Linked DNA regions of Mus musculus: region 2 is linked to region 1. The links are chromatin loops, found by intact Hi-C in ENCODE. Cell type or tissue: left cerebral cortex. All regions are shown on one strand. Each heading gives the region's core, and the rest is flanking DNA. Links, peaks and the distances in the headings are about the cores only.

Evidence for each region. Hi-C counts contacts between places; a loop is a spot of excess contacts. Peaks named below come from ENCODE experiments on the same cell type or tissue, not always from the same donor. Only the 100,000 strongest peaks of a DNase experiment are listed, where the experiment ranks them.
Region 2: a loop joins it to region 1, with 8 times the contacts of the local background. A loop is called at or near these places in 3 of 42 quality-filtered maps.

The regions. Positions count from the first base shown.
Region 1 is chr9:111,434,765-111,443,094 of GRCm38, forward strand. It overlaps Dclk3 (doublecortin-like kinase 3), which reads left to right and starts at 4,317. Exons shown (of 5, transcript NM_172928.5): 1 at 4,317-4,588. The coding sequence starts at 4,501. In left cerebral cortex, for the core only: a CTCF peak has its summit at 4,913; DNase peaks (open chromatin) are centred at 875, 4,398, 4,903, 5,240 and 1 more place; H3K4me3 peaks cover 3,643 bases; H3K27ac peaks cover 1,619 bases.
Region 2 is chr9:111,377,706-111,386,035 of GRCm38, forward strand. Trank1 (tetratricopeptide repeat and ankyrin repeat containing 1) reads left to right here. Exons shown (of 22, transcript NM_001164659.1): 14 at 73-216; 15 at 1,105-1,261; 16 at 5,369-5,457. Among named protein-coding and RNA genes, the nearest start is that of Gm51693, 20 kb to the right of the region's middle. In left cerebral cortex, for the core only: a CTCF peak has its summit at 703 (motif pointing left); DNase peaks (open chromatin) are centred at 246, 747, 3,563, 3,856 and 5 more places; H3K27ac peaks cover 5,581 bases.

The DNA of each region.
Region 1 (8,330 bases), core at 180-8,179:
GGCAGAGGAAGGGACAGCAGAGCGCTTGGTGATGGCGTTGGACTTGACATTAATTCATAGGTTTATGGCCTGGATGAGTTAAATATGATCAAGGATAAAAGACAGGCAGGGGTGGGGACAGCTTTCTGGATATACTGTAGAAGGCTCCTGTGGGATGTCATTCAAGATGGGAATGAAAATCAAGGGCTTAGATAAGATCATCCAAGAAGAGTATGCCAAAGACAGTAAGAAATCCCCCAATAGTCGTAAGATTTAAGGGGCACCAGAGAATAGCAAGCATGTTTGCTTATTTATTTGTTGTTGTTCAAACATTTTTTCTACTTTTACTTTATGTGTATGCATGTGCATGGTGCCCAAGGAGACAAAATAGGGTGTTAAGGACAGTTGTAAGCTGTCATGGGGTACTGGGAACATAATCTGGCTCCTTTGCAAGAGTAGAAAAGGCTGAACCATCTCCCTAGTCCCTGGTTTTTGTTTTTGTTTTTGTTTGTACTTTATTTTTGGTCAGCGTCTCCTATAAACTCAGTCTGGCCCCAGGCTTATAGAAATCTATGCGTTGTTAAGAAGGATAGGATTAAAACGGACAGGTTCCAGGACGTCAGACCAGAAGAAAATTTAATGAACAAGAGGAGACTGGTCATATCAGCAGGGTGAAGGAAAAAACGGATAGAAATGGTTTTCTGAGACATCCCATAGAGACAGTTCGGGGCAGTAGATCCAAGCTAGTCTAAAGAGGACAGAAGGCAGTGGGTATGTACAGGAGAAGTAGTCTCTTGGGCTGGTGACTAGCTGCAGATGTAGCTGGGGTAGAGTATTTATTTAGCTTGCATGCAGGCAGCCCTGGGTTTTAGGCTCACTGCCACATTCATTGAGCTATATCTCTAGTCCTCTGTTCCATGTAGTACATGCCTGTGTTCCAGACACTTGGGAGGTGGAGGCAAGAGGATAAGAGGGCCAAAGCCATCTGCTGTTACGTGGGAAGTTTGAGGCCAGACTGGGATACATGAGATCTTGTTTCAAAAAGAGAAATGATAATGAATGGGGGGGGGGGCAGGCAGATGACAGACAGAGACAGACAGACAGACAGACAGACAGACAGAGACAGATTTCAAGTTTCGCTGGGGAGATGAGGATGATGGTAGTGGTTTCGGGGAGGAGACATCTAAGAATATTCTGTCAATCTGATGAGGAGACCAAGTGCCCACTGCAGGCTCATTAAACAAGTGAGCTCTGTCACGGGAGAGTCCCCATTTTCTCACTTTCTGAAGCTCCCATTGGGAGTCTCTCCCCACCTCCATGTAATTCTGGGAACAGAGAGTTTTTTTCTTAGAGGTTCCATGATCTCCACCAAAATCTCTCTTCTAAGTTACCCTTAAACACACAGTGGCATCCCAGTCAGGGTAGTCTTCCAGGAAACATCTCCAAGCCCCTCCTCAACAAAGATAATTAGAATACATATGCTGGGTGGGGGTCTTCTTTCTCTGGAGAAGGCAGATCCTGAGACACGCCACGGTGAGGAGTGTTTCTGGGTAAGGCCTTGCTGCTTTTGAAAGACTTGCAAGTAGAGAGACCCAGTGTTGAATTGAGAACCCTTTTGATCACTCTCTCATACTATTTATTGGGGCAGAGTCTCTTGAACCCAGAACTTAGCTGGACAATATGGCCGGTTATGTAATCTAGCTTCCCCTGAAGATCCCCCAATCTCTGCCTCTGAAACTGGGAGGGTGAGTTGTGATTCCAGCCTGGTACTGAAGTAGGATCTGGAGATCCAAACTCTAGCGCCCAGCCCTGTGTGGCCAGTGTTCTAACCACTGAGTGGCCCCCCTCAACCCCTACTCCAGCCCCCTAAGAGATTTCCTTAGACATCCTTAAACGCCTTTGACTCTTCTGCTTAACTGGAGCTATGAGTGAGCTTACTTCCTGGAGACCAAAGTAGCCCTATGCCTTGGACAGGCTCCATGGCCACTGTTGCACTCCCTTGAGCTATGCCAAATTATCTTTAGTTCAGTGGCTTACTGTGAGCATGGAGTTCCTTCTTAGACCTCTATTTTGCATTTAAATGACTGCCTAGATCTGTATTCAATGTTTGTTTGTTTGTTTGTTTGTTTGTTTTGTGTGTGTGTGAAAAATATTTTACTTTGAAGAACTGGCAAAAATATCATTTCTTAGGTAATAGGACTGTAGCAGCTTAGATATACAAGGAAGCATTCTCTTTTAAAAAGGGAAATATACTATTGGCGTAGCTTTGCACTGTCATGTGGGACCCCAACCTCTATTTTATTGGTCTATAATATTTTGGGCTTGTCTTAAAATTTTAAGGCAACCATTTAATCCAAGAAGGCTCCAGTATTGTGGGACACCATATTAGCTAGCTTTTGCTGCAATAATCTTGAGGGACACAATAGCTCAGAACGTAATTGTTTGTAACTATGGGCATTTATCTCTGTCACTTCTAGGTCTCCAGTCCTATGGAGTAGCTCTAAAATCAGGTCAAATGTTAGCTGTAGGTTGATGCTGAGGCCTGATTCATGTTTCTCCATGTTCTCCTTGGCCAGGAGGAGCAGATCCTAGGGAGTGAGTCCAGGAGGATACACATCCAATAGCACCCCATTGGTCATTTAAGAAAGATGGCCACAATGACAGACATGATGCAGAGAAATACTGTGGTTTGAAGGGACAAAGGGTGTGGTTGTGATTTGGATCTTGGATCTTCCCCAGAAGCCTAGGGGTTGAAGGCCTACTCTCTAGCCTGTGGTGGCAGGCCATTTGGGTATGCCAATTAGTGGGAGGAAGTTAGGTCACTGGCATCACACCCTTGAAGTGATACCGGGGCCCCAGCACTTTCTTGTCTTTGCTTCTTGGCCGTCAAGATCTAATAAATAAATCTCTTCCTTCTTGTGTTCTTGTCATGACATGCTGCACCACCACCAGGGCCAAGCAAGCATGAATTGAAACCTCTGAGACTATGATCCAAACAAATATTTCTTCCATTTAAAGCATGAACTCAGGGAGCTAGGGAGATGGCTTAGTGCTTAAGAGTACTCCCTTGTGTTGGAGAGGACTTGAATTTGGTTCTCAGACCCACAAGAGATGGCTCACAAGTTGGTTGTTATAACTCAGGCTCCAGGGGCTTGGACATCCTCTGCAAAAATCTGTGGGCACCTACACCAATGTGCACCTCCCAACACATACTTGTGCACATAATTTAAAATAATAAAAAATAATTTAAAAAATTGGCTACTGGTTAGCTTATGTGTTTTGTCACAGTAATGAGACTATCTAATACAGGTAGGTGGTCTAAGTCTATTAAAAGATGGAACGAGAAATTACTCCTGTAATCTAACATACTATAGATACCATATTTGAATGCCAGGTGAGGCAGGAGGTGGAACGGGACCACGGAAAGCATCTATGAGCCTCAAAACCATTTTGAGAGTCTCACACAAAGCTTCCCAGTTATATTTCACTGGCCAAGACCTTTTCTTATTGGTTAGTTTTGGCACCAGGGCAGCTGGGAAATGCAGTCTTTATTGAGGGTTGCAATGTCTTCAGCTAAAATTGGTGTTCTGTTAATAAGGTGGGGGGGTTGTGAATATGTGAACAGTTAGTTTTCCCCACAGCATGCAGCAACGTGTGGGATAAATGCACTGTGGTGTGTTGTCTTGAGCTGAGAGCTCAAGACCCCTACTGCCGAGTGTGTTAAGCCAAACTACAGGGAAACGATGGTTATCCACCATCAGGTGTTGCTTGACTTCTGCCACACAAGGCAGGAGACTCAGCATCTGATCCCTAAAGCTCCGTCTATTTGACTCTCTTCCCCTCCTGGGTTGGAACCACTGTGTCCTAACTTTGATTCTGGGTGCAAAAAGAACGTTTTGGTGGCGTACCTACAGTTTGGCCTCTGTGCTGCAGGGAGAGGCAGGGTTGCTGGGGTTCCAGACCTCCTTGACTTGGGAGTCACCCACTGAGAGCACTGTAGAGCCTCAAGTCAAAACCAGTCCCCTAGTCCCTTAGCTGGAACAGCCTTGGCAGAGGGAATAGGGAAGGAAGGAGGGAAGGAAGGAGAGAGAAAGGAGGTAGGAAGGAGATATATGAGAGAGAGAGATATGAGAGAGAGAGATATGAGAGAGAGAGAGAGAGAGAGAGAGAGAGAGAGAGAGAGAGAGAGAGAGAAGAGATCCTGTGGGGTACTGGCTGTCCAGCTAGCTCTCCTGGAGCGCCCTGCTTGCTCAAGTTCACTGCCAACTCCACCGCCCCCGGGTGGCCTAGGGCGAGGCGGGGCGAGGCGGGGAGGGGCGGGGCGGGGCGGCGGCGGCAGCGCGGTTGTCAAGCTCGCGCTGAGGAGACTGTCCTTGCGCCGTGGCTGCCGCCAGCAGCAACCTAAAGGAAGAGGAGACCTGGATCGCTCTGTGCAGCGAGTAGTCCCGGCGCCTTCCTGCGCCCGCTTGGCCGCCGTCGGGCCACGTCCAAGAGCTGCCACCTGCAGCCAGGCCGCCAACCATGCCAGCCGCGCCGGTCCTGCGCCCGCCGCCGCCGCCAGCGACCCCCGCCCCGCCGGCACCCAGTCGCCCTGCGCCTCCCATTCCGGGTAAGTGCCCTCGGTGACTGTCGGGAACCCCACTCTGAGCGATGGGGCAGCAGAGGCAGACCCTACGGGGATGCACTGTGCAGGCATGTGTGCAGGCTTGCGATTTGAGTTCATGTGTGCTCTGCGTGAGTCTGTTGTGTGCATGTGTGTACTTGTGCAACCCCTCTACACAACGGGAAACTTGCTAGGGGGTGACACCAGCTTGAGCGGTTCCCCTCTGGGCAATCAGAACGCCATTCCTGGAAAAACATACTGGGCAGGTGCAGGAGGCTGCAGGAAGAGTCACCACAGAGGGAGCTGTCGTTGATTAATCTTCATGGGGGAGGCACTAGTCACCCAGAGACGTCCCTCATTCCATCCTTTTCTGAAAGAACCTCTGTTTTGAAGCTCTAGAGCTACCTCCTTGTCAAAGGTCATCCAAGAGTTGTGGAGAGGTTTACTGAACCCTGCTTTCCAGAGCGCTGTTTCTAGCCAGAGAGTCACAGAAGAACAAAGGGGGGTTAGAAAGAAACAGTACAGGCAGAGTGTTTGGGAATTAGCAGGCTAGATCAGAGCGGGAGAAATAGAACCATCAATTCATTTCAAATATAGCCCCACGTTTTCACTCCTTTCCACGTCTGGCTCTGGGGGCGAGGTGTGGTGGAGAAAGGATGAGGCAGCTCCCGGGCCGGGCAGAGGCGTCTGGGGACACCTTCCCAGAGTATGTGCCTGCTGGGAGTGGGGCTGAGAAGCTGTGGAGGGAATTAGGTTGTTACTTGCTCCATATAGTGAGTCATTTCTCTGCCTCACTCCTTCTGAGTCCAGACCATTCTCTGTCCTCTACTTGATGGTTGATAGCCGTCCAGTGGGAGCTAGGTCCCACTCTCAACCGCTCTTATAACATATGCTGGCATTAAGGAGACTGTTTTGGGGCCTGCAGAGGGGGGTCTGTTGGCTTTTACAGGGGTGATCTACTGGGGCTAGTGTTGGGCTAAGGATCACAGAGAAGCGAGGTTCCCAGAGCTCTAGGTAGGGACACGTTATTCCTGGGGGGGGGGGGGAGAAAGCAGAGCCCCAGGGAGGAAACAGGGCTGTGGAGTGCTGGTTTGTCTACTCCCAACTTCAGCAAAGCAAGTTCTCTGTGATAGTATTGTTAGCGCGATGCCACGGGAGGAAGGGCAAAGGGAGGCAGCTGTGATTTCTGAGTTATACTTACTGACCAGCTCTCTCTCCACAGTCCTATTGTGGCACATTAGAGCCCCGAGTACTTGGCTCTGAGCTGTAAGTCACCCCCTACCTCCACTGGAGGCTGACCTTTGCGCTGCTCAGCTGTTACATGTTCAGAGCAAGGACTGGCTGTAAGTGCACATCTCTCTGGGGCAGCCCCTGACTGACAACTAATGGGTCTTGAGGAGAACATTAGTTAGCTCACCTCCTAGGCTCCTCACTAGGACACTGAGTGAGGCGTGATGTTCTTTGTTTATCATTAAGTTTCTTTGTCATTACATGGTTAACTCCCAAGGATCTTTGAGGGTCTTGCTTCCCTCACTCGGCTTGCTTTTGGGTCTTAGCTGGCTTCTGCAGTTCTCAACCACTCTTTCCTGTGAACAACAATGAATACACTCACTCCCTGTCATAGGGATTCCTCCTTGGGGTCTGATTCTGAGAAACAACAGCAAAACCAACCAACCAACCAACCAACCAACCAACCAACCAACTAACCAGCCAACCAACCAACCAACCAACCAAGGAAACAAACCACAGAACATGGAATCATTTCCCTCCTATTCTAGTTTGCTCTTCTTTGCTGTCATAAACACCATGGCCAGAAGCAGCTTGGGAAGGAAAGGGTCTATTTTAGCTTATAGGTTACAGTCCGCTATGACAGGGAATCAGGACAGGAACTCAGGGCAAGAACCTGTGGACAAGCAGAAGCAGGGGTCACAGAGGAATGCTGCTTAGTGGTTTGTCCCTATGTCTTGGTCTTATATAACCCAGGCTGACTTGTCCAGAGGTGGCACTGCCCACAATGAGCTGGGCCCTCCCACGTTAATCATTAATCAAGAAAATGCCCACAGACTTACTATTAGTCTTATGGAGGCATTTTCTCAATTGAAGGCCCCTTTTCCCAAATGACCCTGGTTTGTGTCAACTTGACCAAAATAACTAACCAGCACATGTCCCCCCTCCCTCCTTCCCTCCCTCCCTGATTTCTTTCCATGTTTGTTTTTGGGAGGAGGCTCTCATGTGAACTAGGCTGACTTTGAACTATATATGTACCGGAGGCTGGCCTTGAACTCATGATCCTTCTGCCTCCACTTCTCGAGTGCTGGGATTACAGATATGTGCCACCATGTCTGAGAGCCTTCTCACTCTTAGTGTGCTTCCTCCTCCCACTGTTCCTTACCAGCAGCATTGGTAGCAGCAGCAGTGGAAAGCCTGCTTCTTCTAGGTCGCCTTTAGGTGAATTCACAGTGCCTCATCTTGGCTCATGGTCTTGGTGCCCAGACCCAGGACTGGCAAACCTCAGCACCATGGCCTCATCAGTGTGCCTTTGGCACAGTGCTCAGAGTTCTGGGTGGGACAGCCCTTGGACTTGGTGCTCAGAGAAGCAAAAATAAAGTGGAGAGTTGTTCTGTTGTCCCAAGCTCTTATATCTCTGTGTGTGCATATGCATGCTTGTGTTTGTATGTGTGTGTATGCATACATGTATGTGTGTATGTGCATGCATGTGCCTGTGTGTGTGTGCATGTATATGTGGGTGAATGTGTATGCATGTTTGTATGTGTATGTATCTATGTATGTGTCCATGTGTGTGTGTCTATGTGTATATGCCTGTGTGTATGTATGAATGCATATGCATGTTTGTGTTTGTGTGTATACATCTGTGTATGTATGTGTGCCTGTGTGTGGGTCTATGTGTGTGCTTGTGTGTGTATGTGTGGTATGCATCTATCTATGTGTGTATATGCATGTGTGTGTGCCTGTGTGTACATGTATATGTATGTGTATGTGTGTTTGTGTGTGTGTGTGTAAAATCTTTCCATTGCCCAGTTCAGGGGAAATTTTTCCTTTCATGTTTCCCATAATGTTTCAGGCAAAAATAGTTTGCTTTTCTCGTTTATAAGAGCCTTAGTGTCTTCCTAAATGCAGCAAAAGAAAGGTGCCTTGTGAACCTCCTACTCACAGGCTGCAGTGGTGCCTCGCCAGGGTGAGTGACCTAGTGTCCTCCAGCTTGGTCTTGGAACCCCTTAGGGGCCTTTTCCACAGCAGGTCTCTGTAGCTGAGAGGGCCGCTTTCCTCGGAGGCCTTTGGTTGGTAGGAGTTCCCCTATTGGGGTCCAGAGGCTTGCTCTATCTGTTTGTGCCCAGGTTTCCCCATCTTCTCAGGTTGCTGCCTGTTAACATCTAAATTCGTTCCATCTTGTGGCAGGCCCTTCTAAAAGTATCTGTGGGGGAGTAATTTGAAAGAGATGTTTCCATGCACTGCCAGGTGGTGTAGGTCAGAAGTGGGAAATCCAGGAGGGTGGAGTAAGAGGACGAAGGCATCTGTCCTGGGAACTGGGGAGGGGCTTTAGGTTCCAATCCTAGGTGTGTGAGGCCTCCCAGAGACCCCAGGCAAGACTTTGAACTTCCCTGGGAATCCTAGAGTCTTCACCTTCCTTTCCTTAATGATAGCCATTCACCTGACCTCATATTGTTTGATGATTAAAGGGGAAATATTTTCATGAACTCATCAAATAGTTATTGAGCAAGCTTATAAA
Region 2 (8,330 bases), core at 238-8,237, 57 kb before region 1:
TCTCCAAGAAGCTTGGGAGGCCCTTCAAAAGCAAATTCTGTTGTTCTTCAACTTGTTTTTGTTGTTGTTCAGGCTTACAAGGAATGGAAGATCATTTCCTCGTTCACACCGTCATCTGACTCCAGAGAGGAAAAGTGGCCATTGGTTGACGTTCCCTTGGAGAGATCAAGTCCCTCTCAGGCGCGGTCCCTTATGGTGAACCCAGAGATGTACAAGGTGAATACGTGCATTTGTCCACACAGTGATTTAGTGTGGAAAGAGCAAATAAGGCTTGAAGGGAAGTTGAGATGGAAAATGGAGTTTCCTTGCAGCTGGCTGCCTTCCATTATATCAGCAGTGGGAGTGGAGAAGGGGAGGTGGTGCTGGCTGCCTCCTCCCTCTCTGCAGAGCGCTGGACCATGCAGGTGAAAGTGCCTTCAGTCATTTAGTTCCTTTGGAGTTAAACGTTATTTAGGAAATTTGATGAAATCACAGAATGTTTTTGAACTAGTTTAGTAGTAATGACAGCTGTTATACAAGGTATGAGTGTCTTAATTTTAAAGATCAAATGACAGCAATCGTGAGGTCCTGGTGTCCTCCTCCAAGATTTACAGTAATTCTTTAAAACTTAATTTAATAAAAGTGTTTCTTTTATGATTTATTCATGTGTGTGTGGGTTCCTGTGGAGGCTGGAGGAGGGTGCTGGGTCTGCTGGAGCTGCATTAGAGCCATCCAGGAGCCACCTGCTGGGGACTTACGTGACATCTTCTACACGAGCAGCTAGAGCTCTTAACTGCAGAATCAAGGCTCCAGTCTCTAAAACCTACTTTCTTTTTGTGGGCCAGTGAGGAGGCTCAGTGGGCAAAATGCCAGGCAAACCTGGCTACCCGAGTTCAGTTCCTGGGGAATGCAAGGAGAAGGAGAGATCTTACTCAACAAAGTTGTCTTGTGACCTATACATATGTGCCAACACGTGTACATACAACACACATACAAATAGTAAAGTAAGTTAAAAATTAGCTTAGTTTTTGTGTTTTTTCCCAAACAAGAGTAAGCCCCTTACAGCATAGTCATACTGTCAATTGGCACACAGCTCATCATCTGTGCCCTCAACCTTCTTGTTAGCTCCTCAATGGAGAGCTGAAGCAACTCTACACTGCCATCACTCGGGCTCGGGTCAACCTTTGGATCTTTGACGAAAACCTAGAGAAACGAGCTCCTGCTTTCAAATATTTCATTAGGAGAGACTTTGTCCAAGTTGTAAAGACAGATGAAAATAAAGGTAAGACCTCATTAAAATATTCTCGCTGTCAGAGGAAAGGTGTGCTCCCTACTGTTCTGATGGTCGTGGAGAAAGGGCACAGGGTTTGATGTGTGTGTTTTATAGTGCAGAAGAGTGAACCTGGGCCCTAAGCCAGTGCTCTGCCACTGCTCTGTGCTTCCAGCCTGGGCTTTAGAGTTTCATTTTGTTTAATAGCATCCCTTCCATGACTTTCTCAGAAAAACAAAACACTTTAACTTATTTATGTCAAAGCATCTAGGAAAGAGTGTTTGAGATGCATTTGGGGAAAGTCTGTTATTTGTCCTTTAAAAGTGAGTGTTTGGATAAGAGTTGCCTAGGCTATCGTAGTATAATACAAGTTGCTATAAGCTTTGGGGTAGCTTGATTTAGATTGCTTATCAAAATAGAGATCACATAGCTCTAGTTGTAATGACAAGAAAATGAAAGTGGCTTAAGTGTCCATCCAGTATGGGAAAGGCCAAAATACCATGTACTCATTAAAAAGACTAAGATAGATTTCTAATATAGAAGGGTCTAATTTTAAAGAACTTTATATTAATACAAATATAAAAACTATGTATGTCTGTCAGCATGTAGCATAATAGAACACTTGCATGTATGTTTGTATGTGTGTATGCATATGAAATCTGTTTGAGTACCTATAACTGTTAAACCAAACTCATTTCTCACACCAGTAAGTACATTAAGAATTATGTTTGTGAGTCTCTTAGTTACTGTTCTCTGAAGAGACACCAAGGGAGTTTCTCTAGGTTTATGTCATATAATGCACATACAAACAGTAAGTTAAAAATTAGCTTGGCTTTTGTATTTTTCCCAAACCAGAGTGAACCCCTTAAACATATTCATACTGTCAATTGGGCACATCTGTGTCCTCAGCCTTCTTGTTAGTTCCTCAGTGGAGAGCTGAAGCAACTCTACACTGCCATCAGGCGGGCTTGCTTACAGTTTTAAAGGGCCAGTCAGTGGTCATCATGGTGGGAAGCAGACAGGCATAGTGTAGTGTAGTAACTGAGAGGTTTACATTCTGATCCACAAGGAGACAGCAACAGGCAGATGGGGACACTGGGCCTAGCATGGGCTTTGGAAAACCTCAAAGCCCATTCCCACACCTCTCCAATGAGGTCATATCTTTTCCAACAAGATCACACCTAAGCCCCTGCAGACACTCCACTAACTGGGGATCAAGCATTCAAGCACATGAGCTGGTAGAGGACATTCTCATTCAAACCCCCACAGCAAGAGTTCAGACAATCCAGTGTCCAGTGTCTGACTCTCAGAGCACACGGGCCAAGGATTCAGAGAGCAAGGGAGTTATTTATATCTAGTCAACTGGCTACGAGTAGTAGAGAGCCGCATGGCGAGAGGGTCTGGAGACAGAAAATGCAAAAAGACATGTTTGCATGGCTGCTACTCTGACGCTGACTTTACATTGCTTGCTTTTGTATAGATCTTGTGGCTGTGAATTGGTTGAGTACATGTGGACATCATTTCCTTCTCTATTAGTATTAGAGGGGTTTACAAAATTATCATATATTATTATTATCGTAATTTACAAAGACTAGCTAATAAAACAATGAAGTTCTCTGAGTAAGATAACCTTGAAGGGAAAAAAATCTTCCCTTTATGGAGAAGAAATCTGTCTTTCTTGAGAGCTAGTTAATGAGTTTGTTCCTCTAGACTATGCTTAATTTCTCTAAGGGCTGGGGAAGAAGCAGGGAGGCTTGCTTGTCTATTTCTGGTTATTGCTGATAGGTCAAATGGGGACTGAGATCCAACATTCTGTTCCTAGAACACAACAATTGTTTAAAAAAAAAGGTGAGAAAAGTTGAAGGTTTAAAATGTAAAAAAAACCCCATCTTCTCAAGGATCCTGCCATCTGAACTTGCCCTTGTTCAGGTCTGACTTTCTCAACATGGGCTTTTCCCTGCTCACTAAAAGGAAAAGGGGTAGTTTGGTGTAGCATATAAATTTCAATTTATTCCGTAACCCATATTCCTTTTAATTCCCAGATATGTTTTGGTACCACTGGAAGATATGATTAAGATAGGTAGTTTATTTACAACGTTAAATATTCAAGAATGACAGTTTCTTTTGTATGGCGACAGTAGGAGCACAGGAGCAAGGTCTTAATAACAAGCTATGGCTGTGCACAGTAAACTCTTCCAGAGCATCTGTCTCTCCAGGACAGTGAGCGAGAGCTGAGTGTGGTGATGATACATTTCGGCTTGGTGTGGAGTTTTACTGTGAGAATAAAATCCACCCAGAACAGAGAGCCAACATTTGTGGCTGCAAAGCCCTTGCTGTGTTATGTTCCAGAAGACTATTGGAAGGAAGCAGGGACGGAGCAGGCTGTGCAGCTCTGCCTGGGTTTGCCCCTTCTGAGCACGGTTGCCTGGCTTCCCTAGTTGGTACCTTTTAGTCTAGGCATCTCTGCTCCCATTATCTTTGATCTGGCTTGCTGTCTTTGTCTTGGCATTCACCATATCTCTGGTACTTCGTGAGCTGTGCATTGCTGCTCATTGCTGGTGACATTCTGAGGGCCATGGATGGAGAGAGCTGGTGCAGTTACAGGAAGGTTTGTATGGAACAGGAGGACAAACAGATGGTTACAGTAGTGTGTGCCCACCCTCAGGAATGTGTTAGATTGTCTACAGCTATGAGGACAATATCGGCAGCTAAAGCAAAAAATGGGTTTTGTTCAGCTTGGAATTTTTAAGCTTCACATTGGTACACACAGCTGATATACTTCAGTAGAAACTATATTTTGAATTTTTGTCTTTTCTTCAGCTAGCAATAAGTGAGTGCAAGGCTGGTCAGTGGCAGTGAGCCATAGCTGCCGGGCATACACACACACACACACACACACACACACACACACACACACGACAGTGAATGGCCAGAACCCCACAGTGTGCTAGTGTGCTAAGCCAAGCACTCTTCAATTTATGGTATTTCCAGTTTAGTATGGGGTTTATTGAGATGTAACTCCAACAGAATCCAAATATCATATACATTGTAAGATCCTGTTACCTTGAATCTGGGAGCTTGCTAAAAACTAGTTAGCTGTCTCTTGTGAGGCTATGCTGGGGCCTAGCAAACACAGAACTGGAGGCTCACAGTTAGCTATTGGATGGATCACAGGGCCCCCAATGGAGGAGCTAGAGAAAGCACCCAAGGAGCTAAAGGGATCTGTAACCCTATAGGTGGAACAACAATATGAACTAACCAGTACGCCCAGAGCTCATGTCTCTAGCTGCATATGTATCAGAAGATGGCCTAGTTGGCCATCACTGGAAAGAGAGGCCCATTGGTCGTGCAAACTTTATATGCCTCAGTACAGGGGGATGCCAGGGCCAAGAAGTGGGAGTGGGTGGTAGGGGGGTGGGGGGGAGGGTATGGGGGACTTTTGGGATAACATTGGAAATGTAAATGAAGAAAATACCTAATTAAAAAAAAGAACTGGTTGGCTTTGAATTTTCAAGGAGGAATTAATAATCACTGTCTTCTACTTCATAGCTACAGACAAGGAAAGTAGACCAGAATTTAAAAGGCAAATTATGTCCTTTTCTCACTTCTACCTCCTCCTTATGAAACCTACACTGGCCCATTTTGGTGCTAAAACACATGTTGATGAGGTCTAGACTGTAAGCATGAGCGCCAAAAGAAGTCACTTTCTCACATCTCTAGTGGATACAAGGCGTGGTCAAGGAGTGGGCTGGGTTAGTTCCTTCTGAGGCCACTCTTGGGCTTCCAGACAAGCAACACCTTCTCACTGTGTCCTCACATGGACTTTGCTCTGTGTGGTGCGTGCGTGTGCGTGCGTGTGTGTATATGTGTGTGTGTGTGTGTGTGTGTGTGTGTGTGTGTGTGTGTGTATCCTTATCTCTTCCAAGGATACCAGTGAGATTGAATTAAGGATCACTCTAAAGGTTTCATCAAATAGCTCTTGTCTCCAAATAAAGTCTTGTTTTGCAGCAGTAGAGATAAAGAATTCAATGAATATGGGAGGATACAGTTTAGGTCAACCAGGTATAAGTCAATGCCTACTGCCTGGAGAAACAAACTGGCTTTTCACTTTCATTGCAGACTTTGATGATAGCATGTTTGTTAAGACCTCAACTCCTTATGAATGGATCATACAAGGAGACTATTATGCCAAGCACCAGTGCTGGAAGGTAAGGAGCCGGGCCAGACACCAAGGGTGAGGGATGTCTGTGGTCCTTGGCAGAGCTCATGGGAAGGTTTCCCACTATCACACTGGTGACTATGACACAGTGAGGATGGCAGTGATTCTGTCACTTCTTCTGAGTTTGTCCTGACAGGAGAAGAGCTCCCTGCACCCTTCCCTCGCCAGTCAGTGCAGACATGGGCAGTTCTTCGTTTTAGCTAATTGCTGGACACACTCATAGGTAGGTAGAGTATCAAGGCCTGTCCCCTGCCAAGGATCTCTCCTATTTTTATTTCCTTGATTGATTTTTGCAGCTCAACAAAACCATCAGAGGCCCAATCTTATTTTATTTCTTCCCTTTTCTGTGCAGCCTGTTAGAGTGTCCCCTTGTATCTGTAAGTGGCTGCTTCAGCACCATCCCACACGGGAATGAAGGCAGGCACTTACTTCTTTAGGATCTCTCTTTAGATCATCTTTCTCCTGGTTGGTACTAGGTCACATGCCCCCATCTCTGCAAAGTCATCTGAGAGTACAGTCCTGCCTGACAGCTTCAGCCCTTTATGTAGAGTAGATCTTTCCATCTGGCAAGAAAGGAAGGAGGATTCTGTGGGTAGCAACACCACCACAAACAGATCCCTAAGAGATCACACCTCCTGGAACTGACTGCCTGGGCACCTGGTCACCTGGGTGACTGGGTACGCATGTCTACAGCTGAAAGCAGCTGGGCTGGGTTTAACAGATGGCTTTCTTGACTTCTGTGCCCCATATGTGATATCCAGCTTCTTAAGTGTCACAGAAAGATGCCCACGGTTTTGCTTCTATGACTAATAGACACTGTGAGTCAGTGGTTTCTTTCTCTGTGGGGCTTATTCTGTTGCCTAGCAACCCTCATTATTTGATTCTATAAAGTTAGGCCTGAGTGAAGGAACTAGGCAGTGGTAAAGAGCCTGGAACTGCAATTCAGAACTGATTAAAGCCATGCCATGAGATGTCTGCGGTCTCACATACCTGGGAGACAGCTCTTCAAGTTTCCTTAGCCTTGATTCCTAGAAGAATTTTGTCTGTGGTGATGACAGGGGAAATGGTTTACATGCACAGAAAAGAACACATATCTGGGTTTCTCAGTCATCTGTTGCTGCATAACAAAGACCTCCTATCTGAACTGAAATCACAAGAAATTTGTGCTGTTCCCAGTTCTAAGGGCTGGCAGTTTGAATCAGCTGAATAGCTTCTGGGCTCACCTGGAGAATTCATATGTCCACACTCAGCTTCCATTCAGTTGTGTTGTTCTGTTTCTAGTGATTGGCTGGTTATGGGGGCCAGGATGGGGGGGGGGAAAGGGCGGTCACTGGATTCTTGGAAAACTTGTCCCTGATCCTTGAGCAGGTCAGTCTGGGCTAGTTCATATGATACCAGGGTTCAAAGAAGTATGCCAGTCCCTGGAGGCCTTTTCTTAGAATTAGCCCCGTGCCCCTTTTGCTGAATTCTCATTGGACACAATAAACTGATAAGTCACAGCCTGTACTGAAGGACCAGGAGACAGGCAGATTTATGACTGCAGGAGTAGAAGCAGCAAAGGTATAGCAAAGGCCTGTGGGAGGCAGAGGCAGAGGCGGGAGCATGAGAGCGGGGGCATGAGGGGAAGCAACAGAGCCACGCTGTTATAGATTTGCTCTGTGTGAAGAGTCATTTTCAAACTATGTAATATTTAGCCCTAGAAATTGATAGATAGAAGTATGGAACATTTGGCTGCTGTAAAAGCAAAATCTTTTTAGGCAGGGTGGAGGGAGGCAGCAGGGAGGGAGCTGCAAGGCAGCTGGGCAGCAGCAGCTGCAATGTGAAGCCTCACCTTTCGTTCCTTTCAGAGCATCGTTGATGTTACCCATATGTGTTGTCCATGGGATTCCAATTATTTATCCCTTAAAAAATACCTTTTGAATGTTTGAATCTAAAATTTTTTTAGGGGAGCCGGCACAGATGAGAATGTTATAAAAAGCCTTCTCCTCGCCTGACTTTATTTTGACCCCGCTAAAGGACTTCAGGACTCAGGTGGCTTATTGAGTTTTTGGCTGCATGTCAATGAATGTGTCAGAACCACCATGCAAGATCATTCATCCAACAAATACTTGTTGAGCTATGGGCCAGACGTTCTATTTAGACCCTAAGAATATGATGGCGAGCAACAGTGGACTATAGACAAGTGCACAATTCAGTATTGCAGGTGTCACAGAAGAGAACAAGCTTTTCCCAGAGCCACCTGTTCTGGACACGGGAGGTCAGGGAAGCCTTCTTTCAGAAAGGGGGTCTTGAGACTGTTAGAATAAATGAAGTGAATTAGGCAGAGAAAGGAAGTGGGAGCCTTTCAGTTAGAACAGTGCATGCAAAGGTCCTAGCTGGGAAGGAGGGTGGTACAGGTCCCAGCCCGTGGGCCTGGAAGGACAGGAGCACAGAGCATGAGTGGGAGAGGTCATTCTGTCTGAGTCACCAGAAAGCACCACTCAGTGCCTCCTGCATCAACACCACGACCTACTGCCAGGGACAGTGGGAGCCCACTGCTTCTCTAGCTCCTGCTTTGAGACAGTGCGAGCACTCCTGATTCAGAAGAGCCGCTTTCTGCTGGCCAGGATTTGAATTATGCTTGGAGTCCCTTTGACACCCTTTTGCACATCTCATAGTCAGAGGTTTGTGAACACAGATCTGCATGCTCCAAGGATCTGAATATGCTCTGATTGTTATCTCTACTGTATTTTTATAACACCATGTCTACACTGCTGTCTACTAGCACACAGGTGCCACTGTAGTTAGCAATTATGTCAAAGCCCAGAATAGCCACTGGGGGACTTTGGACCCATTGCTCCATGGCTCTGACTGAAGTTGCTA